2 separate regions of the Homo sapiens genome follow, and region 2 is linked to region 1. A link is an interaction called in ENCODE POLR2A ChIA-PET data of the cell type or tissue named here. Cell type or tissue: B cell. All regions are shown on one strand. Each heading gives the region's core, and the rest is flanking DNA. Links, peaks and the distances in the headings are about the cores only. Region 1 has its middle 33 kb from the start of CCR2. Region 2 overlaps LOC105377067 (a long non-coding RNA gene).

Region 1 (15,420 bases), core at 5,334-10,333:
TAGGCCTAATCACCACTCACCAGCAAAGGCAGGCTACGCTATAGTATCTTTCACATCTATCATTGAGGCTACCACTCTGCCCCACTCCACTCCCTCTCAGCAAGCCGAACTCATTGCCTTAACTCGAGCCCTCACTCTTGCAAAAGGATTGTGTGTCAGTATTTATACTGACTCTAAATATGCCTTCCATATTCTCCACCTCCATTCTGTTATATGGCCTGAAAGAGGTTTCCTCACTATACGAGGGTCCTCCATTATTAATGCCTTCTTCATAAAAACTCTTCTTAAAGCTGCTCTACTTCCAAGGAAGCTAGGGTCATTCACTGCAAGCGCCATCAAAAGGCATCAGATCCCATCACTCAGGGCAAAGCTTATGCTGATAAGGTAGCTAAAGGAGCAGCTAGCATTCCAACTTCTGTCCCTTATGGCCAGTTTTTCTCCTTCTCATCAGTCACTCCCGCCTACCCTCCCACTGAAACTTCCACCTATCAAACTCTTCCCACACAAGGCAAATGGTTCTTGGACCAAGGAAAATTCCTCCTTCCAGCCTCACAGGCTCATTCCATTCTATCATCCTTTCGTAACCTCTTCCATGTGGGTTACAAGCCACTAGCCCTCCTCTTAGAACCTCTCATTTCCTTTAAGACATTTGCCCTACATTTCACTCCATCCTTGGCTACCTTCCCCTTGTTCTTCAGACTCTCCTCCTAGCCCCCCCTTCTTGTTTACTTATACCCAATCCTATGAATAGCAATGAAAGGTTGCTTGTAGACACTATGCGCTTTCTCATACACCATAAAAGTTGAACCTCCCCCTCTACCCAGTAGCCCCATTAATCCCCATTACAACCTCTAACAGCTGCTGCTCTCACTAGATCCCTGAGTCTGGGTGCAAGACACCTCTTTTGGTGCTCCCTCTCATCTTTTCCCTTTACATTTCCAGTTTTGCCTTACAAAGTTCTCTTCTTCCTCTGTGGCTCCTCCATCTACATGTGTCTACTTATTAATTGGACAGGCAAAGGTACACTAGTTTTCTTTACCCCCCCAAAATCAATTTGCAAATAGGACCGAACTGCTTCCTGTTCCCCTCATGACACCAACACTTCACCTCTATTTTGCTTTATTTTACTTATTAATATAAGAAGACAGGAATAGGTCTCAACTTACTCACTGCTAAAAAAGGAGGACTCTGTATATTTTAAATGAAGAGTGTTGTTTTTACCTAAATCAATCTGGCCTGGTATATGACAACCTAATAGAGCCCCAAAACTCATTGTCCAGGCAAATAATTACACTGGACCCCCTTGGGCACTCTCTAATTGGATGTCCTGTGTCCTCCCAATTCTTAATCCTTTAATGCCTGTTTTTCTCCTTCTCTTATTTGGACCTTGTGTCTTCCGTTTAGTTTCTCAATTCATACAAAACCACATCCAGGCCATCATCATTCTATATGACAAATGCTCCTTCTAACAACCCCAGAATATCACCCCTTTCCCCAAAATTTTTCTTCAGCTTAATCTCTCCCACTCTAGATTCCCACACCACCGTGATCGTGCTTGAAGCAGCCCTGAGAAACATTGCCCCTTATCTCTACATACCACCCCAAAAAATTTTTGCTGCCCCAACACTTAACCACTATTTTGTTTTGTTTTTCTTATTAATATAAAAAGATAGGAATGTCAGGTCTCTGAGCCCAACCTAAGCCATCATATCCCCTGTGAGCTGCACTATACATCCAGATGGCCCGAAACAACTGAAGAACCACAAAAGAAGTGAAATAGTCAGTTCCTGCCTTAAGTGATGACATTCCACCATTGCGATTTGTTCCTGCCCCACCCCAACTGATCAATTGACCTTGTGACACTCCTGTCCCAGAAAAAGAGTCTCATGATTTCCCCACCCAGCACCTTGTGACCCCTGCCTCTGCCCACAAGAGATAACCACTTTTAACTGTAACTTTCCACTACCTACCCAAATCCTATAAAACTGCCCCACCTCTATCTCCCTTTGCTGACTCCTTTTTTGGACTCAGCCCACCTGCACCAAGGTGATTAAAAAGCTTTATTGCCCACACAAAGCCTGTTGGTGGACTCTCTTCACACGGACGCATGTGATAGTTAGTGTCTGCAAATTAACCTAAGCTCCAGACTGTTCCAATACAACTTTAAGCAACTGCACATAATGTTTTTCTTTAATAGACAAATTCTTCCCCTTGTTACCCTGATTCAGAAAATTTCCCATTCCCAGTACTTCTTTAAAGCACTGCTCCCAGTATCTCTTTAGGGCACTGATCAGTACCTCTTTAGGTAACTGACCTTATATCCGCTGCTGGCAGACTCGTCCCAGGGTCCCTGTTCACCTTGTCAATTTCTGTTCCTCTGCTCCAGCAGACCTTCTTCGTTCATGTCCTCAAAGTCCCATGTTCGGATGACACTTGTTGAGAGCCTGATTCTGTTGCTGCTCAGGGCACCAGTATATAACCCGCACGGACCTAGTGGAACTGAACAAAGGGGGCAAATGTGAGAATAAAAGACAAGAGACAAAAGAGTATATTTGGAAGAAGGGGTCAGGGGGCAACTTGCCTCTAGTGGACAAGGGCCCTGAGCTTTACACAGCCCTCTGTATTTATTAGGCAAAAAAAGATAGTGAGAAGGGGGATGGAATAAGGTGCCAGCTGCCCTGTCCAGAGTAGGCTTGCAAGACTGCATTCTCTAGATGTTGCAGTAGATTACCTCAGGCACCAGGGAGTGATTGCCTCCAACAAACCTTCTGTTGGCAGGACCAGTTGTGAGTTTGCTCACATCCTGCATTCGTGATAAACAGTTTGCTGTTTGATCATATAGCCTCCAGTGGAATGCTGAGTTGGTCATGTCCCATGGGACTTTGGCTCCCTACACCTTATGGCTTGGTGCTGTCCTCATGAAAGTAAGTGAGTTCTCAAGAGATCTGGCTGTGGTAACTTGTGGCACCTCACCCTGCACTCTCTCTCTAGCTTCCTTTCTCACCATGTGATGTGCCAGCTCTCCCTTAACCTTCTGCCTTGAGCAAATCTTCTTGGGGCCTCTCCAGAAGCTGAGCAGATGCCAGCACCATGCTTCCTGTGAAGCCTGCAGAATTATGAGCCAATTAAACTTCTTTTCTTTATAAATTACCCAATCTCAGGTATTTCTCTATAGCAATGCAAGAACCACCTAACACATACCATTTGATTTCTTCATGAATCATGGAATTTTGGATTGTATTTTCATTTTGAATAAAATAGTATTTTTGGTCTTTCTCTCCCCACTTAGCTATTTTGTGGTTTCTTCATCTAGCCCACTTGCCCAGACTAGTCCTTGTGTGAGTGGTTCAAAACACTTGTCCTGAGAGGATATTGGGGGTATAACAGATGGCCTGTTTTAGTGCTTGGTTTCCAAACGATGTCCGGGTCCTCCTGCCTCTTTAGGTCTCCTGCTCTGTAAAAGATATAGCCCTGGTAAGGAGCCAGCAGCAACTCCTTCTTTCAGGAGTGTTAGAGCCTCATCCTAGCTTTTGAGTTTAAGCACTGAGGCTGACTCCAATCCCCTTCTCTCAAGCATGTACTTTTAATAACTGCTATCATTGGAATATTTGTCTCATCAAAAACTCATGCTGAAATTTAATCCCCCATGTGGCAGTATTGAGAGGTGGAGTCTTTAAGAGGTGTTTGGGTCAGGAAGGCTCTGCCCTCATGAATGAATTAATCCATTCATGGATTAATTGGCTAATCAGTTAATGGATTAATGGGTTATCATAAGAGTGGGACTGATAGCTTTATAAAAGGAGGAAGAAAGACCTGACCTAGTATGCTCAGTCCCCTCACTGAGAGTGGTATGCCCGATACCACCTCAAGACTCTTCAGAGTATCCCCACCAGCAAGAAGGCACTTGTCAATTGCAGCCCTCAACTTTTGACTTCTCAGTTTCCCTAACTGCAAGACATAAATTCCTTTTCTTTATAAAGCACCCAGTTTCAGATATTCTGTTATAAGCAACAGAAAGTAAATGAAAACAGTACCTATTACCCATCAGAAACCACATTCCTACCTGCCATTGTCTTCTTCCAAACCTGGGCTCAACAGGCATGTGGTTTAGCCCTGCTTACCACCTTAATTTTCTATTCCACTTCTGGTTCCTTAAGGTATTGTTTTAGAGCCTGAATTTGTCTTTTTGGAGAAAATTTGTCTTTTGGAGCTCAGAAGATGGCTCAATGACTTTATTCTCTGTTGTGCTATTTCTGATTTCTGGTGTGCAGTGGTTAATATATATCTATATCTTCACAGCACCAAGGGCACAACAAAGGTTGAAGTTACTGAGTCATCTTGACCAGAAATCAATGTGTTCAAAGAACTAAAAGAAGGTCAGTGTTCCCAGAGCAGAATTAGCTGGGGGGAATGTAGTGTGAAGGTGTGTGGAGCTGGAAAAGACCAGACCACATAATGCCTTGTTTAAAAGAATTTAAATGTAAGGTAAGCTCATAAAGGCTTTTGAGGAGGAGCATGCAGAAGGGAATCAAGAAACTCTGTCTCCCAGAATCCTTCTCCTTGTATATATTTTATTTGACTTCCCCTTTCTGTATTAGGGATCACCAAAGAGAAAAATTTGCCTATGATTCAGAAGGCAGACGGGAAGAAAGGCCATTATTCTCAGAAGATTGTGGCAGCTAGACACAAGGGAATTTAGCCTTCTCTCTCAGGTCTTGCTTCACTGTCAATAGAACCCGGAGTTTTATTGTTCATAAAGTATTATCTCAGGGCCTCATTTCATTACCTGGGGCTCTGTGGGATGTGAGACTACCTAGGAGATTTTTATTATATTTTTACCATCTTTTCCTCTCTGATTCATTAACTTGGCCAATCAAAATCAGGTGGATGAGTGTGGATGAGTTTACAGAGATAAATCAGTCATGTGTAATGACTAGCCCTTGGAATATTTCATTAAATTATCCTCTATAGCTTCACATTGACCATAATAAGATGTTTGTCCTTAAGAGGATGACAAATGTGTAAAGCTGGAGAAATTTTAATACAAAACAACGTAAGATAATAGCCACAAACGCAGACATCTGTGCTTTGGAGAGCTGAGAGGAGGGAAAACCTCTCGATGGGGATTTCATGAAAGGCTTCATGAAGGAAAGGGCATTTGAGATGAGCCCTGTAGGATTTTTAAATCTACAGAGATGGCGAAGGAGGACATCGCAGGTAGAAGAAATGGAAATGCATGAACAAAGACATGGAGAAAGAAAGTGGAAAGCATGAAGTATGTGGTGGAGGCATGTCACTTAGGACAGGCTAAAACGTTAGACTGGTCCATGAAGGTCATGGAAGACCTTGAATCATAAGTTTAGGAGTTTTAGGCAATGAGGAGGAACAGAAGATTTTTAATTCTAACCCTGCCTTAAGAAATTGGTGCTTTGGTAAGGCAAATCTGGTGGAGATAAGAAGTCTAGATTAAAGCCAAAGAAACCAACTGGGCGGATGAGTTAGGAGGCGGTTATGTGTTACCTGGTTTGAGCTAACTGGAGAGAAGGCAGTGGCAGAGGAAGAAAGGATAAATGTAGATTAAAAGCTAAAAGGGAAACGAATGGGACTGTGTGTATGCTATGGATTAGGAATATCAGTGAAGATATTGGAGTCAGAATTTCAGTTCGTATTCATTTGCCACATATGCCTGATTAGCCTTGCAAATTAGGGTGTCCAGAGCTTCACCACTCAAAGGGTTGTCCACACACTGGTGGCATCAGCATCACTTGGGACCTTATTAGAAATGCACTTTCATGGGTCCCCACCCCAGCCTACAGAATCAGAAACTCTTGGGGTGGGACAATCTGTGTTTTAACAAGCTTTCCAGGTGATTCCAATGCACACCAAGATTTGAAAACCATTGGTCTAAAGAGAAGGGGTTTTCTTAGTAGAAAGTATTAGATGTACAGTCAAGAGCACTGGGTAGGAGTCAGTGCTGCCCCTCTGTGATCTGGATGACCAAGTAGAACCCACAAAGCCTCCCTGGGCAGGCAAGCCCAGAAGCCAGACAGCCTACATTCTAAGCACAGCTATGCCGAGCTTACCTGGTGGTCCTGGGAGGGCAACTTGTTCTCTCTGAGACTCAGCTTCTACCTGACAGGATTGTATATAAGGACGTAGAAGATGGGAGTTCTTAGTATTATTATTTCCTCATCAATTACACAATTGACCTAGCACTCCATGCTTCTAAGAATGATCTGAAAGGACACTCTAGTTGTCACCATTTTATCGAGAAGTGACGTGCCTTGGGGAAGCTATGCTGGTTTATAAGGCAGAAGACTCAATTGCAGTTTTGATCCTGCCCTCTCTGGACCTGCCACCCCAACAATCATTTACTCTCTTTTGAACCTATCTTTGAACCCATAAAACAGGTGTTTCAATATCTGACTTTCTAGCCTCACAGAGATTTTGAGAAGACTACCCTCAAATTTAACAAGAGCATAAAGCTCTTTTGTAAATTGTGAAATACATGTTAGTTATTATTCATGCTATTATAATGAAGAAAAGGAATATTATTTCTTTGATCAGTGGATCTCAAACCTTAGTGCACCAGAATTCCCTGGTGGGCTTGTTAGGACTGGCCTGCATTTCCAGAGTTTCTGATTGCATAGATCTGGGGTGGGGCTGAGGAGGGGCACTTCTGATGAGTTTCCAGGTAATGTTGCTGCTGATTGGGTACTTTCTCTGAGACCCACAGACTGAGATGTAAACCTGGTACTGAGGAAAGCTCAAGGAGAGTTGCTAATCCAATGTAATAAATACATCATGTTGATATGGGGGGTCCAGAAAAAAAGAGCCCTGGAGAGATGTCAGAAAATGACTTTGTAGCTTTGTCTCTGATCCTATTAGCTCGGTGACCCTGGGGGAGCTCCAGAGGTCTCTTATCCTGTGTTCCTCTCTAAGATGGGAGGGATGAACACAGACAATTTTAAGAAAAACCCTTTCAGATCTAACACACCTTTAGTCAAGAAATTACCCAGCTCTCTAGTTCAAGTTGTCTGAATTCTCAACCAGAAGAATGCAGAGATCTATTTTTCTCAAAACTTTCCCATTGACTATTTTTCCCCTTTTTTGATGGAGTAGTAAGGGAAGAGGGGGCAGTTCTGGATTTTCTCTGTAAGACAATTTAATTTCCATTCCTCTTTTCTTTGTAACTAGAATTTTACCTTCCTCTTTTGGTTTCTTACTTCTGAGTCTTGCCTTCTCTGAAATGTTTCAGTTCCCTCTCATGTATTTTTAGACCAACTTTCTATCTTTCAACAGATGTGGCAAGCATACTTTTTGCCTAGCTCTTTAGGGGACAGGACCCCAGAAGAAGACCCCCTTCTGGGAATAGACATGAGAAGGGTCCCCAAACTCCATCCTTTCAAGGCTTCTGGTTTTAAGTGCTGGTTTTGGGTTAATCTTATAAACGAGGATGGAATCTTCTTGTGAAGTCGTTAATTGGAGTAAAGGAAAAACCATTTCATTCCGTAATGTTCAGTCAATTTTGATTAAGATTTTTGGCCTCTTCTGGGACCTTGCTTTATTTTTCATTCTTTCCTTTGCCATTTTTTTTTTCTTTTGAGACGGAGTCTCTCTCTGTCGCCCAGGCTGGAGTGCAGTGGCGTGATCTCGGCTCACTGCAAGCTCCACCTTCCAGGTTCACACCATTCTCCTGCCTCAGCCTCCCGAGTAGCTGGGACTACAGGTGTCCACCACCACGCCCAGCGAGTTTTTTGTATTTTTAGTAGAGATAGGGTTTCACTGTTTTAGCCAGGATGGTCTCGATCTCCTGACCTCATGATCTGCCCGCCTCGGCCTCCCAAAGTGCTGGGATTACAGGCGTGAGCCACCACGCCCGGCCTCCTTTGCCATTTTTTAACACCTATACAAAACTAAAAGTATATTCAGCACACTCAATATATTATACCTGCCAGATACTTCTTATCCTCTATCTTTTCATTCTAATCTCTCAGAATTGCTGCCAACTAAGTTAATAAAATGGTCTCTTGCTTAGAAAACTTCTGAAGTTCTTTAACCTTGAGAACATATTACAAAGTCTTTCAGGCCGTGAAAGACTGAAAGCTTTGGCTCTAAGATTGGAACAAGACAAGGATGTCTACTTTCACCACTTCTATTCAACATGGTAGTGGAAGTCTTAGCCAGAACAATTAGGCAAGAAAAAGACATAAAAGGCATTGCAACGGGAAGGGGTGGAGTAAAATTATCTCTGTTTGTAGGTGACATGATCTTTTATGTAGAAAACCCTAATGATTCATAGAATAAGTCTGTTAGAACTAACATGAATTTGTTAAAGCTGCAGGATACAAAATCAACACACAAAAAATGAGTTGCATTTTTATGTACTAACAATGCACAATCCCCGCTACCACCAAATTAAGAAAACGATTCAATGTGCAATAGCATCAAAAAGTAGAAAATACTTAGAAGTATACCTAACCAGGTAGCAAAAACTTATACACTGAAAACTACAAAAGTAGCTCAAAGAAACAGAAAAAATAAATAAAAATAGCCTAGTTCATTGATTGGAAGATTTAATGTTGTTAAATGTCAATACTACCCAAAACAATCTACAGATTTAATGCAATCTGTTTAAAAATTTCAATGATTTTTTTTTTTTTTTTTTTTTTTTTTGCAGAAATAGAAAAATCCATCCTGAAATTCATATGGACTATCAAGGGACCTTGAATAATCAAAACAACCTTGAAAATGAACAAAGCTGGAGGTCTTACGATTCCTGACTTCAAAACTTACTACAAAGTTATGATGAGCAAAATGGTGGTACTAGAATAAAGAAAGACATAGGGACCAATAGAATAGAATAGAATAGAATAGAATAGAATAGAATAGAATAGAATAGAATAGAATAGAATAGAATAGAATAGAGAGCCCAGAAATAAACCCTCACATATATGGTCAAATTATGTTTTACAAGGGTGCCAAGACCATTCGATAGGAAAAGGACAGTCTTTTCAATGAATGGTGGTGGGGAAATTGGATATCCACATACAAAAAGTAAAATAAAATAAAAATTGGATTCTTATTTTATACGATGTACAAAAATTAACTCAAAATAGTCAAATACCTAAATACAAGAGCTGTAACTACAAAACTCTTAGAAGGAAGCATGGGAAAAAGCTTTATGACATTGGATTTGGCAACAGTTTCTTGGATAGGACACCAAAAGCACAGGCAACAAAAGAAACAAAAATAGATTAATTGGGCTTCATTCAAATTAAAAATTATTTTGTATCAAAGAACACTATCAACAGAGTAAAAAGGGCAATCCATGGAAAAGAAGAAAATATTTATAAATCATATCTGATAAGGGATTAGTATACAAGAGGTATAAAGAACACTTTCAAATCAAAAAGAATAACAAAAAGCAACTGGATTAAAAAATGAGCAAAGGACTTGCATAGACATTTCTCCAAAGAAGAAAATGGCCAATAAGCACTTGAAAGATGCTCAATATCACTGATCATTAGGGAAATATAAATCAAAACCACAATGAAATACCACTTCATACCCACTAGGATGACTATTATCTAAAAAGCAAAAAATGGCCTGGGTGCAGTGGTTCATACCTGTAATCCCAGCACTTTGGGAGGCTGAGGCGGGTGGATCACTTGAGGTCAGGAGTTCAAGACCAGCCTGACCAACATGGTGAAACCTCATCACTACTAAAAAAAATGCAAAAATTACCTGGGCGTGGTGGTGGGCACCTGTAATTCCATTTACTTGGGAGGCTGAGGGAGGAGAATCACTTGAACATGGGAGGCAGAGGTTGCAGTGAGCTGAGATCACCCTGCTGCACTCCAGCCTAGGTGACAGAGTGAGACTCTGTCTCAGAATAAATAAACAAATAAATAAGAAACAGAAAATAAAAAATGTTGGTAAGAATGTGGAGAAATTGGAACCTTTGTGCATTGCTGATGGAAATGTAAAATGATGTACACTGTGGAAAACAATGTAGCAGTTCCAAAAAAATTAAACATAAAATTACCATATGATCCATATAAACAATGAATTGAAAGCAGTACTCAACCAGATGTCTGTACACTCAGGTTCATAGCAGCATTTTTCACAATAGTCAAAAGATGGGAGGAACTCAACAGTCTGTTGATGGACAAATGAATAAAGATGTTATTTACAGATACAACAGAATATTATTCAGCCTTAAAAACAAAGAAAATTCTGACACATGCTAAAATGTGGTTGAGCCTTAGGAGGTTGTGCTAAGTCAACTAAACCAGTCATAATAGGGCAAATGCTGTGATTCCACTTATATAAGTTACCTAGAGTAGTCAAATTCATAGCGACAGAAAGTAGAATGGTGATTGCCAGGGCCTAGAAGGAGGGGGGGAGAGGAATAGTTAGTGACTAATGACAACAGAGGTTCAGTTTTGCAAGATGAAGAGTTCTGGAAGTAGACGGTAGTGATGGTTGCACAACAATGTGAATGTAGTTAATGCTACAGAATTGTACATTTAAAGTGGCTAAAATGGTGAATTTTATGTCATATATATTGTACTACGATTTAAAAAATCAGACCAAATTTGACCATGTTGTAAGTGGGTAGAGCTGGAAGGGATCTTTCTGGTTATGTGGTGCAACCCACCCATATTACAGCTGAAGAGACTGAATGAGGTCCTGAGACTGGCATGACTTGAGCAAGATGATGTAGCCACTAGCGACAGAGCCAAACCAGTCTTCTAATACACTACACTAAACTCTCATGTGGTTTCTTCAACTAGCCTTCTTGCATCTGACTCCATCACACCTCCTTGGTAAAAATACAAATGCCTAGACCCTATCTTATTTCAGAGAACCTGGGCATCCAGATGATTCTGATCAACACCAGCGTTCAAGAACCATTGCACTAATGGGTAACTTCAGATGCTTTAGGGGATGAGCTCTAGGCTGTAGGAACACGGCCAAGCAACTCATCCACTGGTCAGAAGCAAGGAGGTTCATTTTCATCCATTCCTTCAGTCATTCAACAAACATTGAGTGTTTACTATGTGCTAGGTGTGATTTTGAATACTGGTGGCATGAGTTTACAGAGATAAATCAGTCATAGGTTCTTCCCTCAAGAATTTCACAGTTTAATGGTGAAGAAAGATACTAAATTGATAATTGGAATAACGTGATCAGTACCTGAAGCTCACACTTTCAAAGAAATAAGACATCCACATTTATAATCCACCAAATCTTCAGGGAACAGCTATTCTGGGTCAGGTGGTAAGGTTACAGAAATGAATAGGACAGAGTCCCTGTCCCCTGGAAACTTCGAGGCTAGTGAATGAAAAGGAAATGTGAACAGGTTGGCTAATTATGGTTCCTTGGAGTCCTGGATGATAACTAAGAGAAGATAGGACTTTTCTGATTCATGGATGCTTGGAATTGATGCCTGGTGAATCACCATGGAAACAGGATTGATTCTCATTCATGAAGATAGTTCTAACAAATATTTTTAAGCACCTAATTAATATTTTTTCCAGCTCTGTCCCAGTTATGCTCTGTCCATGGTCATAATCCACATCCCACAGAAAATCAGATAGTCTGTTTTCACGTTGCTGATAAAGACATATTTGAGACTGAGCAATTTACAAAAGGAAGAGGTTTAATGAACTTAAAAGTTCCACATGGTTGGGGAGGCCTCACAATCATGGCGGAAGGTGAAAGGCATGTCTCACATGGTGGCAGACAAGAGAAGAGAGCTTGTGCAGGGAAGCTCCCCTTTATAAAACCATCAGATCTTGTGAGACTTATTCAGTATCGTGAAAACAGCATGGGAAAGACCTGCCCCCATGATTCAATTACCTCCCACTGGGTGCCTCCCACAACACATGGGAGTTCAAGATGAGATTTGGATGGGGACACAGCCAAACCATATCACCAGAGGAGGGGAGAGTTTTGATGTTTAATGATTTTAACAGGGTTCCATGTTCTTTTGACATTCCATGGCCTATAACACTACTGGTGTTGTCCCCAACCACTCCAGCTCCAATGTCATAATATTTCAAATCCATATGGGTCCTAAGTCCTGAATTACAAAGGCTTTATGCTCCACAGGAGGGAAATGTGCATCTTGCCTTTCCTAGAAGCCTGCAGCTCACTTCAAGTGGAAAGGAGTCATTCCTCTGACTTCTGTCTGCTTTAATGGTAAGGCCCAGAACTACATGGCCAAAATCTGGGTTGTGACAAAAGTTAGGTAGGACTCTGGGGTCTTCAGCTGTAAGTGCTGTTGTGATGAGCTTAGTAGTAAGGTCATCCACCTGAAGTAGCATGTGTTTCAATCTCAGCCTTTGATTTGTTTCAGCAAACATAACCAAATGAAAAGAGGAAGGTATTATTTCTAACTTCAGGAATGAGGAACCAGTGTATAACACACATTCAATAAAGCATTACCACCAAGCATTAGACATTTGTCATTTTTTATTTTTAAAAACAATGAAATCATTGTATTTGTGAGCACTAAGGATACTATTTCACACACTTTTCTTTTTACATCTGTAATTTTCCCTTGGCCCTATTCTGTACCAAATCCACAAGAATTTCCTCCTTCTTCTCCTATATAAAAATCCATTTTTTCTCTTGCATTTGCTCTAAAGTAATTCATGAAATTATCCAATGTGGTATCGGTTGTGGTGATGAGCTGGTAAGTGCTGAAGACTGAGGGAGGTGCTGTGAGGACTGACATATTGAGGCTCCCTGTCCTTAAGAAGGATGCTCTCTGGGGAAGGAGGTGAATTTAACAGACCTGGAGGGGCAACCAACAATCCTACATTACCTTATCTGTAGAACAATGAAGCTCTGATTTATGCATAAGACTGCATTGTACTTCATTTATGTTCATGAAGGATACTGATCTGTTGTTTTCCTACACTGTCTCTGTATGATTTTGGTATCAGGGTAATGCTAGTTTCATAGAATGAGTTGGAGAGTATCTCCTCCGCATCAATTTTATGAAAGACATTGTGGAGAATTATTACTGTTTCCTGTTTGATTGTCCAGTAGAATTTACCATTGAAGCCATCTGGGTCTAGAGTTTGCTTTGTGGGAAGACTTTTAACTATAATTTCAATTTTTTTTTTTTTTTTTTTTTTTGAGACGGAGTCTTGTTCTGTTGCCCAGGCTGAAGTGCAGTGGCGCGATCTCGGCTCACCACAACTTTGCCTCCCAGGTTCAAGCAATTCTCCTGCCTCAGTCTCCTGAGTAGATGGGATTACAGGCACGCACCACCAAGCCTGGCTAATTTTTGTACTTTTAGTAGAGACAGGGTTTCACCATGTTAGTCAGGCTGGTCTCAAACTCCTGACCTCGTGATCCGCCTTCCTAGCCCTCCCAAAGTGCTGGGATTAAAGGCTTGAGCCACTGCGCCTGGCCTCAATTTTGTAATAGCTATAAGACTATTCAATTTGTGAGTATTTTAGGTGAGCTTTGGTTGTTTGTGTCTTTCAAGAAATTTGTTTTATCTAAGTTGCCTAATTTATAGTCATAAAATTATTCAAAGTATGCCCTTATACTTTTTATATCTGTAGGATCTGTAGTGATATTGCCTCTCTCATTCTTAATACTGGTAATTTGTGTCTTCTCTCTTTTTTACTTGATCAATCTGGCTAGAGTTTTATCAATTTTATAGATCTGCTTAAAGAATCAGCTGTTTGGTTTGATTTTTTTCTTTTGTTTTCTATTCATTGATTTCTGCTCTTATCTTTATAATTTCCTTTCTTCTGTTTACTTTGGCTTTAGCTTATCCTGCTTTTTCTATTTTCTTAAAGTAAAAGCTGAGGTCATTGATTTGAAACCTTTTTCATTTTTTAAGATAGGAATTTGGTGCTATCAATTTTCCTATAAGCATTTCTTTAGTCTTATCCCACAAATAGATTTCAATTTGGAGTGAAGTAAAAGCAAAACAAATGCAGAAATATATTATCTTGGAAAATCCTTAGGACAAAAATGGGAGATAGATCATCTGCCATTAAGTACAACACAGTCATTCAGGACCTTTGAAGTTGGTTATGTGGTTGGGTTGCTAGTAGGGACTAGGGTACAGTCAAACCTCTGGTCACAAAGCTGAATGGTAACTGTGGTTTCTGAGAAAGGGCACCTTTTCATAATTTGCCTGAAAGGATCCTACAGCTGCTCTGTCAATGTTTGTTTTCATTATTGGAAAAGATCACTTCTGTTTTGTTTTTTGTTCAGCTTAAGAAGTGATTGGCTCACTTTGAGGAACCTTATAAGAAAAAAAACAGATATCTTTATGTTGAAGTTTTCTTATCAGATGAGGCTGGATAATAATCTGTGGCCTGTCAAATGTTGTAAATATTTTCTTGTAATCTACCTTGCTTAACAAGTTGCCTATATATTTTTTTCTAGGAAAGGTGAAAAAAAAACAAAGAAAGATTGCTTATATTTTTAACTTATTTTTATCATATTTGTCTTCATTTATTCATTTATTACTTCTGTGTTTTGCTTAGTAAGACCTTTTCTATTTCAAAGGAATAAAAATATTCTTCTTTTTTTTCTAGTAGTTTTAGAATTTTATTTTTTACATTTAAATATTTCATCTGTCTGGAATCTATTTTTTGCATATGATACAAAGTAGGAGTTTCACTTTATTTCTCACCAATGTATAACCAATTTTACCCAACACCATTTATTGAATAACCCATCTTTTCCCAACTGATTTGAAGGACCATCTTCATTATACGCAAAGCACCTATAAATATATGAGTTTCCTGTGACTATCTGTCTTATTTTGTTCACTTGCTTGCTCATTTCTGCCCTCATGTTAATTACTATTGCTTTATAATACATTGTGGTATCTGGAAGGATGAGATTTTATTCTCTTTCTTTTTCAAATATTGTTTGGTCCCTCACATTTTATTTTCCACGTAAACTTGGAATCACTTTGTCTAGTTTTTTAAAATCCTGTTGAATTGCATTGAGTTTATAATTTAACCTGAGGAGAATGAATATCTTTACGATAGCAGTCTTTCTATCCAGGAACATGGTAGGATGCTACATTTATTCAAGTCCTTTTTTATGTGATTCTGTTATTTAACTAATTAGATTTCATTCCCAACTTTGTGCTAATTGCCATTTCAATAAGGCACATCTTTAGCATCCTTATTCAAGTAACTTATAAATCATTGACTGGAAAATAGTTTGATATAATGCATTACAGCTTACTACTAAAGACTGTCTTTGAGAGTAAAATTAACTCATTAGTCAACTATCCTTGGATACTGCTGTTAAACTAGTCTTCATTTCTAATTTAGCCTAGCCATCCCACAGGATTCAATCCAATCCTATCCAGCCCAATTCAATCCAATTAAATGGACCTCTCATTACTTGAGTTCCACATGC
Region 2 (15,420 bases), core at 10,093-15,092, 130 kb after region 1:
TCACTCTGTTGCCAAGGCAGGAGTGCAATGGCACCATCTCAGCTCACTACAACCTCGGCCTCCCAGGTTCAAGCGATTCTCCTGCCTCAGCCTCCCGTGTAGCTGGGATTACAGGTGCCTGCCACCACGCCTGGCTAATTTTTGTAGTTTTAATAGAAACGGGGTTTCAACATCTTGGCCAGGCTGGTTTTGAACTCCTGACTTCATGATCCAACTGCCTCGGCCTCTCAAAGTGCTGGGATTACAGGAGTGAGCCACCACGCCCAGCCTCTTCTACCTTTTCATAGTTGAAACTGGCTTCTCTCACAACAAGAAAGCTGGTTCTCATTGCTGTCAATGTATTCCTTTTTACATAATCCTTTAGTGAGTAATCACAGTTCTTCTGAATAGGCCAGTCTAATGCCTTACTGCTGCCAATGATGAGAGACTCTGTACATCACTTGAGTACCCCTCAGTCTTTTGGCTCAGGCTCCAGCATGTGAACCGCTCTACACAGTCTTGGCACCAGGGCGAGGATGAGACCTTTTACTTTCATAAATTTTTCATCTTTTCCTTTTAAAAAAATCCACATATCCCCGATCTGCTCCCCACCCCAACATCATAGGCACAATTTAAAGATTTTATTGACTTTTTTAAAGAAACAGCTTTTGTTTCATTGATTTCTTTTCTGGTCTTTCTTATCTTTTTTCTTCTGCTTACTTTGGGTTCATTTGATTTTGTTTTATTTTGTTTTTGTCTAGTTTATTAAAATAGAAGCAGCTATGATAATTTATTTAAACCATTCTCCTTCTCCAGTATCAGCATCTAGAGCTATAAATGTACCTCTAAGGACTGCTTTTGCTGCATTCAACAAATTTTCATATGTTATCTTTTTATCTCATTCAGTTCAAAATAATTTTTAATATCCTTTTATATTTATTTGCCTGTAAGTTATTTAAAAGTTTGTCAGCTTCCAAAGATTTGTGGATTTTTCAGATATATTTGCTATTAATTTCTAATGTAATTCTGATGTGACTTACACAATTTGAATAATTCTAAATGTACTGAGGTTCCTTTTATGGCTCAGAGAATGAGCTATATTAGTAAATGTTCTGTGTGTATGTAGCCTAGGTTGGTTAATGTTCCATGAGCACTTGAAAAGACTATGTGTCTTGCATTATAATATTTAATAAATGTCAGTTGGGTCAAGTTGGCCAATAGTGTTGCTCATATCTTCTATTCAATACTAATTTTTTGCCTCATTGTTATATCAGCTAGCTAGATAGAACAATAAGTTGCCTTGTTAAAATATTTAATTATGATTATGGATTTGTCTGCATCTTCCTTTATTTCTGTCAATTTTTGCTTCATATATGTCCGAGCTCTATTATATGAAAGACATATAAGACTATTCTGTCTTCTCATTGACTCCTTTGTCATTAAGAAATATATCCCTTTATCCCTGGTAATAGTTCTTGTCTAGAAGTTTACTTTTTCTGATATTACTGCTATTCTAACTTTTTAATGCTTCTTCTTCACATGGTACAGTCATTCGTCCTTTAATGATGGGGATACATTCTGAGAAATGCACTCTTAGGCTATTTTGTCATTGTGTGAACATTATAGAGTGTACTTACACAAACCTAGATGGTATACCCTACTACACACTTATGCCACATGGCATGTCCTATTGCTCCCAGGCTACAACCTTGTACAGCATGTTACTGTACTGAATACTGTAGCCAATTGTAACACCATGGTAAGTATTTGTATACCTAAGCATAGAAAAGGTACATTAAAAATACAATAAAAAGGATTTTTAAAAGGTACACCTGCATAGGATACTTACCATGAATGGAGGTTGCAGTACTGGAAGCTGCTCTGGGTGAGTTACTGAGTGAGTGGTGAGTGAATGTGAAGGCCTAGGACATTATTGTGTATTACTGTAGACTTTATAAACTGTACACTTAGGCTACACTAAATTTATAAAAAACAATTTCTCCAGTGATAAATTAACCTTAGCTTACTACAACTTTACTTATAAACTTTTTAATTTTAAACTTTTTGACTTTTTTATTATACTTTTTTGTAATAACACTTAGCTTAAAACATGCATTGTACAGCTATACAAAAATGCTTTCTTTCTTTATATCCCTATTCCATAAGATTTTTTCTATTTTAAAAAATTTTTAACATTTTTACTTTTTAAACTTTTTTGCCAAAAATCAAGACACAAACACACACTTTAGTCTAGACCTACACAGGATCAAGATCATCATTATCACTGTCTTCCATCTCTACATCTTTTCCCACTGGAAGGCCTTCAGGGGTAATCACAGGCATGGAGCTGGCGTCTCCTATGATAACAATGTCTTCATCTGGAATTCCTCCCGAAGGACCTGCCTGAGGCTGTTTTACAGTTAATTTTCTTTTTATAAGTAGAAGAAGTGCATCTTAAAATAACAATAAAAAATTCAGTATACTGAATACATAAGCCAGTAACATAGTCATTTATTATCGTGATCAAGTATTATGTACTGTATATAATTGTATGTGCTCTATTTTTATGTGGCTGAAGTGCAGTAAGTTTGTTTACAACAGCATCACCACAAACACGGGAGTAATGAGTTGTGCTACGATGTTACAACAGCTCTGTTGTCACCAGGCAACAGGAATTTTTCAATTCCATTATAATCTCATGGGACAACCTTGGTATAATCAATCCATCATTGACTGAAACATCATTATGTAGAACATGACTGTATATCTTTTTCAGTACTTTTATTTTTAAATATATGTTGTTTTGTTTTTTAATATAAAGGGAATCTCTCGTAGAAAGCATGGCGCTCAATCTTCTTTCTCATCCAGTCTGACAACCCCTTTCACTTGAATTATTTAGTCTATTAACATTTTATGTAATGATTGATATTATCAAGTTTAAGTCTACTACAGTACACTTTGTTTCCTATTTGTATTTTGTTTTCTCTATCTCTTAATTTTTTTTGATTATTTGAAAAATGTTTAGTAGTCTATTTCAGTCCCTCTATTGACTTTTTAAGCTATACCTCTTTATATTATTGTTGTAGTGATTTTCTGTAGGGATTTCAGTATGCATCCTTAATATATCACAGACTATTTAGGATTAATATCGTGCCATTTCATATAAAATGTAAGAACCTCCTCTCATTCTCTGTATTGTTATCATGTATTTTACATTTACATATATAGAAAACCTCATAATACAATGTTATTATTTTTATTTTAAACAAATTCATTTTTAAAAAGACATCAAGACAAAAAATGTAATCTTTTATATTTATCCAAGTTTCTATCTGGTGTCAATTTGCCTTAGCCTGAATAACTTCTCTTACTATATCTTGAGCATGAGTCTGTTGGCAAAGAATCTGGTATTTTTCACTTATTTGAAAATGTCTTTATTTTACCCTCATTTTTGAGAGATATTTTTTCCAGATACAGCATTCTGAATTGGCAATATTTTTTCTCAGTCCTTTAAAGAAATCATTCTACTGTCATCTGTACATCATTGTCTCTGATAAAAAGTTAGCAATTGCTCTTATCATTGTTATCTCCTACGAAATGTGTTTTTTTCCCCCCTCTGGCTGCCTTTAATGTTATTCCTTTCCCTTTTTTTTTTTTTTTTAGCATTTTTTGCTTCATTTGTGTTTATTATTCTTGGTGTTTATGAAACATTGAGTTTTAGGTTGATTTTCCCCCAATTTGAGAAATTTGGGGCCATGATTTCTTCAAATACATTTTTTTCCCTGCTTAATTATCGCTTTCTCTTCACCTTTATATATACCAGTTATACAGTGGGTCCCCCCTTAACTGCAGTTTTGCTTGCTGCAGTTTCAGTTATCCCTGGTCAACCATGGTCTAAAAATATTAAATTGAAAATTCCAGAAATAAGGAATTCATAAGTTTTAAATTATGCGCCATTCTGAGTAGCATGATGAAATCTTACACTGTATTGCTTCATCCTGCCTGCACATGAATCATCCCTTTGTCCCATATACCTACACTTTATTTGCTACCTGCCCCTTAGCCATTTAGCTGTCTCAGTTATCAGGTTGACGCTTGTGATATTGCAGTACTTGTGTTCAAGTGACCCTTTTTTAACTTAGTAATGGCCCTAAGAGTAGTGATGCTGGCAATCTGGATATGTCAAAGAGAAACTTGAAAGTGCTTCCTTAAGTGAAAAGGTGACCTTGATGTTCCTTGGCTGGGATTTGGCACTATCAGCAGTTTCAGGCATCCATTGAGAGTTTTAGAACATATCACCAATGGATAAGGGTACTATACCTTTATTAGACTGCTTAATTTTGTTTCATATCTCCTTTTAAAACTCATTTTTTACAGTAATTTATATTCATTTCTTGACCTTTCTTCTATTGTCTCTACTAGGTTGTTAAGACCCTCCAATTTATTTCAGATACTGTAATTAACAGTTCTAGAATTTCCATTTGGTTCTTTTACATAGTTTCCATTTATCTACTGAAATTCCACATCTGTTCATTCATTATGACAATTTAATTCTTTAAGTCCTTGATTATAATAGTTGATTTAAAGTCCCTAATTGCTAATTACAACTTCCCAGTCATCTTGGGGTCTGTTTCTATGGACTTTTTTTTAGAATTATGGCTATAATTCTTTTTCACATCAATTACTTTTTTATTGCATGTCAAGCATTATAGGTGATATGTTGTACGGAGTCTGGACTATTATCTTCCTTTAAAAAGTGCTGGGTGTCATTTTGTCAGGGTTGTAAAATCATTGGTGCTTCCTTTCAGTCTCATCAGACTCAGTTTTATGTTTTGTTAGGATGTGTCTATTTCAGATTTGGCTTTAGTTTTAGGGCTTGCCTTTACTCTAGGGCTGTGGTCTTCAACAACAACAGCATCACCTGGGAACTTATTAAAAATACAAATTTTCAGGCCCTACTTCAGAGCTACTGAATCAGAAATTCCAGGGGTGAGACCCAGCAATCCGTATTTTAACAAGTGTTTCAGACGACCCTGGTACATGCTGACATTAAAAAACCACTGCTGTAGGGCATAGCCTTTGCTCATAAGAGGTGGCAGAGAAGTCTATCCACCCTGACTGGGAATTTTCTCTCAGCATTGTGCAAACCCCGGTATCCCATTGTTCAGCTCTCAGCTCCTCAGTAGCCACACACTTATACCTCAAGGAGTCTCACTTTCCTCTAGTGCAATCCTTCCTTCAGCCAAGGATCCAACAGAAAATCCCTGTGGAGACTTCTGAGCCTCTTCTCTATGGAGCTGCCTTCTCTCCAGTCCCCTGCCCTGAAAATTGTAGCTGCTTCAGCAACCCAGGTCTAATCTCTGCCTCCTCAGCTCAGTGAACCCTCTGCTCTGCCTGGGCTCCATCTCCCTGTACTACCACAGGAAAATGTTCCTTTTCTCAGGGATACGAGTCCTCTATTTGCTGTTGCCCAATACCTGAAAATAGTTGACTCATACTTTGTCCAGTTTCATAGTTGCTTACAATGGAAAGGCAAATTTGGCACCAGTTACTCCATCATGACCAAAAGCAGAAGTCCTATTCTAAGGTTTTTTAATATGTGTCATTTTCTTTTTAATGTGTCCTAAAATATATGTATTGTTTTGTATGTAGTATTTTTAATTTAGGTAAATGATATATGTTTCTTACTTTTTTTAACATCGTGCCCAGCTTGCCTGATCATCTATGTTGCTATTTAGAATATTCAACCCATTTCTTTCACCTGCTTCACAGTACTCCACAGAGTATATCTTCCACATTCTACTTATTTACTCTCCTAGGCATGGGAACCAAGATTGCCGCCAGCTCTCCACTCTGGCAAATACAATTACAACGTTCTTGTACAGAGTTGGACTGGAAATGCTAGATCACAGGGAGATGTAAATGAGTTCAATCTATGTAGCCACTAACTGTGCAAAAAGGTTCCTCTCCCCACATCTTTACCAACACTTGGCATTATGCTGCTCTCTAATCTTTGCTAGTTGAACAAGTAACGTGACTCTCATAGTTGCTTCATTTTGCTTTTCTCTGATTACTGATGGGTTTGAACATCTTTTTATAAGCTTTTGAGTTTCTCCTATAAATTACCTGTTCGTGTCTTTGACCATTTTTTATTGGGTTTCCCGCTATTTCTTGTTGATTATCAAGAGTTATTTACATACTCTGGATTTTAATTTTTTATTGCTTTAAGATATTGCAAATAACTTTTATCATTGTCTTATATGTATATTACTTTGTTTATGGTATCCTTCATTAAATAGAAATACTTTTGATGTAATAAAATTTAAATTAAAATTCATTAAATGTTGTCTTTTGGCTTATACTAGCTCAATGTAGTTTAAAGGCTCCTTTCTCACCCTTAAGTACAATTGTTTTTCTATTTTGTCCTATATTTTCTTCTATTACCATAATAGTATTTCAATTCTTATTTAGGTCTTTATTCTGGTATGTAACTATGGCAAGTCACTTAACTTCTCAGAGACTCATCGTCTCCATCATTGAATGGAGTAGCATCTCATCTAATGGGGTTGTCATGAGGATGAAATGTCTTAATGCATGTAAAGTGCTTAAAAGAGTGCCTGGCACATAGTACCATGTAAGTGATTGCTATTATAATTAAAATAAATGTATTTAAGTATAATGTTTAAGTAACAATGCAATATGTGAAAATATAGCAAAAATCAAAAAGGTAATTCTAATAATTAAAGCTTGAGAAACATGAACCAGAAGGAATACATTTTGATTTTCCCAGAGTGGAAGGACTCAGCATCAAGTCAATAAGAAATCCTGATGTCGGCTGATTTTACATTTCCTTCCCTTCACACTCATTTCTCCCCTTAATTAGCTACTTAAAATGATACACTAACCCCATTGATAAGTAACATCTTTTATCATGAAATTCTTTGAGAAATTTTTGAAAAAAGAAAACTGATTTTTAAGTCCACAGCTGTTGCTCTGTGCAGACCTAGTTCAGTACAATAAAATCTCAATGTTGTGTAAGAATCTGGGCTTGACAGGGTTATCCAGGTCTGAAGTTGCCCAATATTTATTTCTGGTCCTTTCATTTCCCATTCTCACTTTCTGTGGTAGGAGCTGAGGAAGAGTGAGAAGACTGAAACGTGGGTGGCATGAAAGGAACAAGGGTATTTACTAAGAAGAGCCTCAGGCTCGTGTTCTGACCCCACTCCTGGGTGCTGCAACTCCTGGAAGCAGGCAGGGTGCTATCCAGGATGCTCCTGACCCCCTGCTATGCCTCCATAATTGGAAGCCTTGCCCGTCTGCATTTCCTTACCTAGAGTTTCCATCCAGTTTTAGCCCTGCTCTACCCACCTGGAGCATCTCAGTGCCCCCACTCCCATGAGTGAGTGGGCTTGCTTGCCCTGTGCTAAGGCTTTGAGATGACTTAAGGCACAGGGACCCTGAAGCCAGGAGCTGTGATGTTCTGAAGCTGCCAGCAGACCTTTTGGACACAATTAAATTATAGAAACCTCTAAGTGTGTTCCCCCAAGAGAACAAGAGGAAACAGAGTTCTGGGAGCCAAGTATTGGAAGGAGAAAAGGAGAATTTTCCCGTAAATTTTATTTATCCATTGATTTGTTTATTCATCCATTCAAATGTCACTCATCCACCCACTCATTCACTCATCCCTTCATTTGGTACAAGCCCCTTGAATCAGACATCAGGGGTATGAAGGCCACTTGAAGAAGGACCTGCCACCCCACCATGCACTGAAGCTTCCCCTGTGCCATGGTGGGCAGGAGCCACCAGAGGAGTTGCTGGAATAAGGTCACTGCGTTCTCTAGACTGTCAGGGACTCGCTGTTTGGCCCTGGATACACACCAGTGAATTTCTTTGAGCTTATGCTCTCTCTATTCGAGAATATCTGTGGTGTCTAACTTCATCCAGCTTTCAAGAGTCTCCTCTTGACCAACAAAGGTTGGTTATAGCTTTTGTTTGAAAGCGTTGAACAAAAGCATTGTGTGTTGGCTTTTAATTTAGCAAATCTAAAATTCATTTGTAGAATAATCAGATGAGACAGTCTAAGTAAGTTTCAAAAAAGAACAGTATTGTATTGGGGGAGAATTTGCTTGTATGCTGACATACACTATACAGCCTGAACTATAAAGATCCTGTACCAAAAAATTTTAAAGTGTAATAAACTAAAGATTAAGACAAAGATGCCAAAGTATCAACTCTCCTAACATATAAGGCAATTTTACGAATCAATAAGAAAACTAATAATATATTCCAATTATTTATTTGCTTATTTATTTATTTATTTATTTGAGACAGAGTCTCACTCCGTTGCCCAAGTTGGTGTGCAGTGGTGTGATCTCGGCTCACTGCAGCCTCTGCCTCCCGGGTTCAAGAGATTCGCACATCTCAGCCTCCCGAGTAGCTGAGATTACAGGTGCACGCCACCATACCCGGCTAATTTTTGTACTTTTAGTAGAGATGGCGTTTCACCATGTTGACCAGGCTGGTCTTGAACTCCTAACCTCAGGTAATCCACCCGCTTCAGCCTCCCAACATGCTGGGATTACAGGCCAATAACTTATTTAAATAAACAAAGATACAAACAGTCATGGAATAAATGCAATACCCATTAAAATAAAAATACTAATCATACTAGTAATAAAACAAAATGTCAATTACAATGAAATATTTCTTCTGCCTGTTAAAAATGGTGAGGAGATTTTATTTTATTAATGGAAATACCCAGTGCAGTTAAGAATGTGGCAAAATAGCCACTGCCATGTATTTTTTATTGGAATATAAATTAGTGCATTATTTCTGAAAAGCAATTTAACAATAGTTATCAAGATTGTTTAAGAAGTTCATTTGGTAATACTGCTTCTAGAAATCCATTTTAAGGAATATTGACAGATAATAGCAAAATGAAATACAGCTGGAAAATTCAAGGACTGGAGGAAGATTAAATTCGATATTGGTAAATTTGGTATATGATTCAGATATAAATAATTTTTAAAAGAATTTTTATTGACATGGGAATACACTCATAACATTGTCAAATTAAAAAAAGGGAAATATAGAATTCTTCTGGTCCACATTTTATAATATATGTGGAGAGTACAAAGACAGGAAAAGAATACACCCAAATCAGCATGGCACTCTGTGTATCAGAAGCAATATGAGACAAGGCTATGGTTCTCAAACTGTAGGGGCCACAGTGAGTTCACAGGGGTGCCATGGAATATTTCCAGTTTTCAGAGGATATACATTGATAGCTGACCCTTCTTGGACACCTTGGGAACTACTCGATTGAGGAAGTTCACAGTTCGAACATCAGATTGCAGTATATTCCTTTCACAGTTGTCATATCTTTCCAAAGCTGGGTTTTCAATGATTGCTTTGAGGTAAAATGGTGTGGGACAGAAAATGAGGGCAACAGTGTCCAACTTGATTCCAAGGTTGGAGAAGTTGGGCCTTGTCCAACAGGCACATATCCCATCGGCACTGCTTATTTAAGAGGAAAATCAAATATTATTTTTTCTTTCAATGTATGTATATTTTCTTTTCAAACAGCTATTACAAACATACCTACGTCATTTGGATCTAACCACTTAATTAATGGAACTGTTTGGTATTTCTTTTGGCCCAGGTGCACTAAGAAGAGAGTACTGAGAAATTAAGGGCACCACACGCAGAGAAAGTTTGGGGACCCCTGAGCTGAGGGATTTATTTAGGAGTGAGATTATATGCAAAGTGAGAGCTGGCGGGCAAGTCTCTCCGGGCTGTCCCCTCTGCCTGCAGTGTTGAGTGGGAAGTCTCTTCAGGTCAGCCACTCCAGCAGTCAGGAAGGAACGCCAGCTGAGGATGTGAGCAAGGATCAGATGGCACCTGTAAGGACAAGCGAGATCCTACACGGAAACTACCCGCCTTGAGGACAAACAGGAGGTTCATCTGTCTCTCGCGGCATCCAGCCACTACCTCGCTAGGAATCTGCAGAGGAAGCTGCTGCATTCACCATGGAGGTTCACATGCGCCTGGCCCAGGACTTGTACTTCCAGAGGGGAGCATGGGAGCCGGAATCCAGTGGGTCCAGGTGCCGTCCTACGCCAAAGTGAGCCTGCAGATAGACTGCAGTGTGCACAAGCCACCACAGGGCCCCGGAACCTGCTGGCACATTCACAGCGTTACATTACAGCTGTTGCTCCATTCTCTCGTGAATCTCAAGTTAGTTATATAGATCCCCGGGCCTGTGCTAACCTGGAACCCTACTGACAGTGAGTTCTGGGAAATGTAGTTCCCGTTTAAACTGACATTGTATAAAGTCATCGCAAATGAGTGATGTTAATTTTCTTCTGTATGCTTTCAGTGCTATCTAACTGAAAAAAAAAATACATATATTTTTTTAGAGCAGGATCTCACTCTGTCATCCAGGCTGGAGTGCAGTGGTGACCACAGTTCACTGCGGTCTTGAACTCCTGGACCCAAGAGATCCACCCGCCTCAACCTCCTCAGTAGCTGGGACCACAGACCCATGTCACTACACCCAGCTAATACTTTATTTTTATCCTTTGTAGAGACAGGATCTTGCTTTGTTGCCCAGGCTGGTCTTGAACTCCTGGCCTCAAGGGATACTCCTGCCTTGGCCTCCCAAAGTGCTGGGATTACAGGCATGAGCCACCAGGCTGGCCTATCCAACTTTTAAAATGGCCACATCATAAGAAAAACTATTCTTTGTGAAAAGAAAGAAAGGAAGGAGAAAGGGCAAGAAGGAGAAGAAGTCTAATGGGGGGAAAGTTGGGGAAAGAGAGTGAGAAGGAGACAGAGAAAAGAAAAAGATGAGCAGTTGCTTCTTAGAAGAACACAGTGGGATGAACATTCCGGGGTAAGGGTGTGGAGTGAATGAAGGCCAGAAGCATGACTCTCTCTGGGACCTGCACAAAGGTTAGTATGACTCCCGTCATGTGCAGGGGAGCAGGAGTGAGAGGGGGAGCATGGGGCAGTGAGTGGGCTGACTGGGACATGGGGCCAGAGCAGGAGGCTGTGATGAGTCACTGAGCTTGAGTCTCCACTTCATGAGGTGACTCCCAATGCACACTCTGAGCACAGAGTTTAAAAAGCAGGTATTTGTAAGCCAGAAGTCCCTGTGTAAGCACTTTCACATCTCTCTGAGCCTCACTTTTCATAGTAATAGAAAGGGGTACTTTAAATAATGGTAATTATATTGAATAAAGGTCTTGCCAAATAGTGACAGTTGCTCAAAACCCTCTTATCCCCATACAACTTAGTGCCCTTTCTCCTCCAAATCCCCCATGGCTCACTGCTCTCCCAGATCCCAGGCCTCTGCTGCTTCCCATTTGTAACAATGTGGATAAAGCTATGTGGGCTCCACAGAGCTACAGATAGGCATCTAATAACTACTTATTAAAAATATCTATTGGCCAGGCATGGGGGCTCATGCCTATCATCTCAGCATTTTGAGAGCCCAAGAGTTTGAGACCAACTTGGGCAACATGGCAAAACCCTGTCTCTACAAAAAATACAAAAATGAGTCACTCATGGTGGTGCACACCTGTAGTCCCAGCTATTCAGGAGGCTGAGATGGGAGGATTGTTTGAGCCCTGGAGGTCGAGGCTGCAGTGCGCCATGATCACACCACTGCACTCCAGTGTGGGTGACAGAGTGAGACCCTCCCTCAAAAAAAAAAAAAAAGCATCTGATCCAAAGTGGCCCCCTAGTTTTATTTGCACTTCTTACAAGATTTCCTCGAAAGGAAGATCAGATATATTTATCTGAAACAGTGTCACACTCCAGTGATTTCTTTGCAGTACTCTTATGTACAAGACACTTTCAGGAAGCTGACACATTGTGGCCATTCACACTTGACTTCCACTGCCTGTCAAGACAACTATTTTCCTCCTCAGCATTTGCTTAATTCTATACTTGGTTCTTGAGAGGGAGAAAAAAAAGGGGGGGAAGTCACCTCTATAATTTAAATTTTGTATATGTGTTTTTGCAAAATTGCAGAAGTTCAAGCTGCTTTATACTCTATTTGTCAAAACTTGATTTTCTTTATCATTAAAAGGAAGCAAGGCTGGCGAGGGGGTTGTCTGAAAGTAAATGTGATAGACACTACTAAATGTGACCACAGAAAGGCTTCAAGGATGTTGCCCACAGCTGTGTTCCTAAGGAGAGAGAACTAGAAACTCCCTAGAGATACAGCATTCATTTATAGCGATGAATAAAATAGACTGTTTCTGCTTTTTGTTTCTTTTTTGCATCTTTTGTATATATTGAGGGTAAAAGAGAGAAAAACAAGAAGCAAACAAAAATAAAACAAAAACCCAGGAGATTGGTTAAATTGATTTAGTGATATGCTAGAGCCAGCTTGTAGCAATTCATAAGAATCAATGGTGTGACTTCTTCCCAACTCCATATGTTATGTCATGTAGTAGCTTTAAATTAAACACTGTTGGAATATTTACACAGGGAAATTGGCAAATACTACAAATCAGGGCTTTTTTAAAAGAGATGATTGTCAAATATTTACCAGGACCTCACTGTTTATAGTATGTTCATAAAATAAAATATTAAGCTATTATCATATTAACTTCTAGAAAAACATTTCATAATATAACTATGTGTATGCAAAAAAAATGACCTTGGACCCTCACCTCACACCATGCACAAAAATTAACTGAAAACAAATCATAGACTTAAATGTAAGAGTTGAAACAATTAAACTTTTAGAAGTAAACATAGAAGTAAATCTTTAGGACTTTGGGCCAGACAGATTTCTTTTAAAAATGTGATTTATAAATGAAAAAATTGATAAAATAGACCTCATCAAAATTGAAAACCTTGCACTTCAAAAGATACCATTAAGAAAATGGAAGGACAGGAAAAACACTGGGAGAAATATTTGCAAAACACATTTATGATAAAAAGCTGGTACCAGAATTTAGAGAGTGCTTGTATAACTCAATTGTAAAAAAACAATCAAAGATAGATGCATGCTCTCACTTATAAGTGGAAGCTAAATAATAAAAACACATGGACACAAAGAGGGGAACAACAGACACTGGGGCCTACTTGAAGGTGGAGGGTGGGAGGAGGGAAAAGTTCAGAAAAAAATACTTATCGGGTACTATGCTTAGTACCTGGGTGAGGAAACAATCTGTACACCAAACCCCTGTGATGACACGAGTTTACCTACATAACAAACCTGCACATGAACCCCAGAACCTAAAACAAAAGTTAAAAGAAAAAAAATAGCCATAAAGCCTCAATTACATGGAGGAATAATTTTTGATTTCTTTGAGGTATATTGCATAGCTTGGTGAATATAGTAAATAATAATATGTTGTACATTTCAAAATTGCTAAGAGAGTAAATTTCAAATTTTTTAACACAAAATGTAAGTACTTGAGGTGATGGATATGTTAATTAGCTTGATTTGATTATTCCACATTGTATTTATACATTATAACAAAACTTTGTGTACAACAATAGTTTGTCAATTTACAATTACAAAATAAAAATTAAAAATAATAAGCAAAAAATATTAACAGACATTTCACCAAAGAAGATACATGAAAGGCTAATAAAGTATGAAAAGATGCTCAACATCATTAGTCATTAGGGAAATGCAATTGCAAATTAAAGCCACAATGAGATGCCATTTCACACATACCAAAAGGGCTGTAATAAATGAGACACACAACAGCAAGTGTTAGGAAGGGTGTGGAGAAATTAAACCCTCATGCATTGCTGGTAGGGATAAAAAATGGTATAGCTGCTTTGGAAAACAATTTAGCATTTTCTCAAAATGTTAAATATAGAGGGTTCATCTGACCTAGCAATTCCATTTCTAGGGATATATCCAAGAGAAATGAAAACATATGTCCGTAAAAAAAATTGCACATGCTTACAACAACATTATTCATTGACATGGTTTGGTTCTGTGTCCCCACCCAAATCTCATCGCAAATTGTAATCCTCAAATGTGGGGAGGGAGGGACCTGGTGGGAGGTGATTGGATCATGGGGGTGGTTTCCCCCTGCAGTTCTCATGATAGTGAGTGAGTTCTCACAAGATTTGATGGGTTTAAAAGTGTTTGGCAGTTCCCCCCTTGTACTCTCTCTGCCTGCCACCAGGTAAGACTTGCCTTGGTTCCCCTCTTCCACCAGGATTGCAAGTTTCCTGAGGCCTCCCTAGACATGTGGAACTGTTAGTTAGTTAAATGTCTTCTGTTTATAAATTACCCAGTCTCAGGTAGTATCTTTATAGCAGCATGAGAACCAACTAACACATTCATAAAAGCCAAAAAGCAGAAACATAAATATCTATCAGATGGCAAATAAATAGACAAAATGTATACCCATACAATGGAATGCTATTGGGCAATAAAAAGGAGTGAATCACTAACACATGCTGTGTGATGAGTGAACCTCAAAGCAACTGCTGAGCAAAATAAGTCAGACACAAGAAACCACATGTTGTGTGATTCCATTTACATGAAACATCCAAAAAGAATACATTTATAGAGGCAGAAAGCAGATCAATAGTTGGCTGGAGCTGGGAACAGAGAATAACTGTAAATCGGTATTTATAGGTTTCTCTCTTTTCCTTTCTTTTTTTTTTTTTTTTTTTTTTGACACAGTCTCACTCTGTCTCCTAGGCTGGAGTGCAGTGGCACAATCTCAGCTCACTGCAACCTCTGCCTCCCAGGTTCAAGTGATCCTCCTGCCTCAGTCTCCCAAGTAGCTGGAATTACAGGTGCCTGCCACCATGCTAGATTAATTTTTGTATTTTTAGTAGAGATGGTGTTTCATCATGTTGGCCAGGCTGGTCTCAAACCCCTGACTTCAAATAATCCGCCTACCTTGGCCTCCCAAAGTGCTGGGATTACAGGCGTGAGCCACTGTGCCCAAACTACATGTTTCCTACCTTTAAGACTAAAGAGTTGTACCAAATCACATAAAAGTCCATAAATTCTGTAGATGATCTCCAGTGCTCCTGGAAGTATTCAAATGCTATGAATTATGACTTCTGCTTGTGACCAAGATGGAGCAGCTTTGTTTCCTCCCAGGTCCCTTTTCTTACAACTTTAAAAACCCCTGGACATTACAAAGCATAGGAAGACTGAACAGTGGGGAGAAAGGTGACTTCCAAAGAACTTTGGGACTTGAGAAATGATGTGGCACTGAGTTCTCTGGGTTTGCTTATTGCCTCACATATATTCTGGACATAGATAGGGCTACAGGAGCCTCCAACCTGGAACTGCCAATAGGCACAGATTTTTTAAAAACTACAAGGAAAGCCTCTTCCCCCTAACCAAAAGCCTGGGAAAGGGGTGGCCAAACTAGAGAAAACCTTTGTGGCACTATGTGTGGTACTCCAGCCAAATACCCACAGCAAAATCTCACAACC

Evidence for each region. ChIA-PET counts read pairs that join two places held together with the same protein. Peaks named below come from ENCODE experiments on the same cell type or tissue, not always from the same donor. Only the 100,000 strongest peaks of a DNase experiment are listed, where the experiment ranks them.
Region 2: POLR2A ChIA-PET joins it to region 1 with 5 read pairs; 2 of 35 experiments call an interaction of 5 or more read pairs at or near these places.

What each region holds. Positions count from the first base shown.
Region 1 is chr3:46,313,431-46,328,850 of GRCh38, reverse strand. No RefSeq gene overlaps it. Among named protein-coding and RNA genes, the nearest start is that of CCR2, 33 kb to the left of the region's middle. In B cell, for the core only: no CTCF peak of the experiment used is centred there; a DNase peak (open chromatin) is centred at 7,230; H3K4me3 peaks cover 986 bases; H3K27ac peaks cover 1,784 bases.
Region 2 is chr3:46,183,667-46,199,086 of GRCh38, reverse strand. LOC105377067 (a long non-coding RNA gene) reads right to left here. Exons shown (of 2, transcript XR_940805.3): 2 at 8,998-10,155. Among named protein-coding and RNA genes, the nearest start is that of CCR1, 17 kb to the left of the region's middle. RefSeq lists enhancers at 6,998-7,217, 11,409-11,548. In B cell, for the core only: no CTCF peak of the experiment used is centred there; DNase peaks (open chromatin) are centred at 11,146 and 11,996; H3K4me3 peaks cover 1,243 bases; H3K27ac peaks cover 627 bases.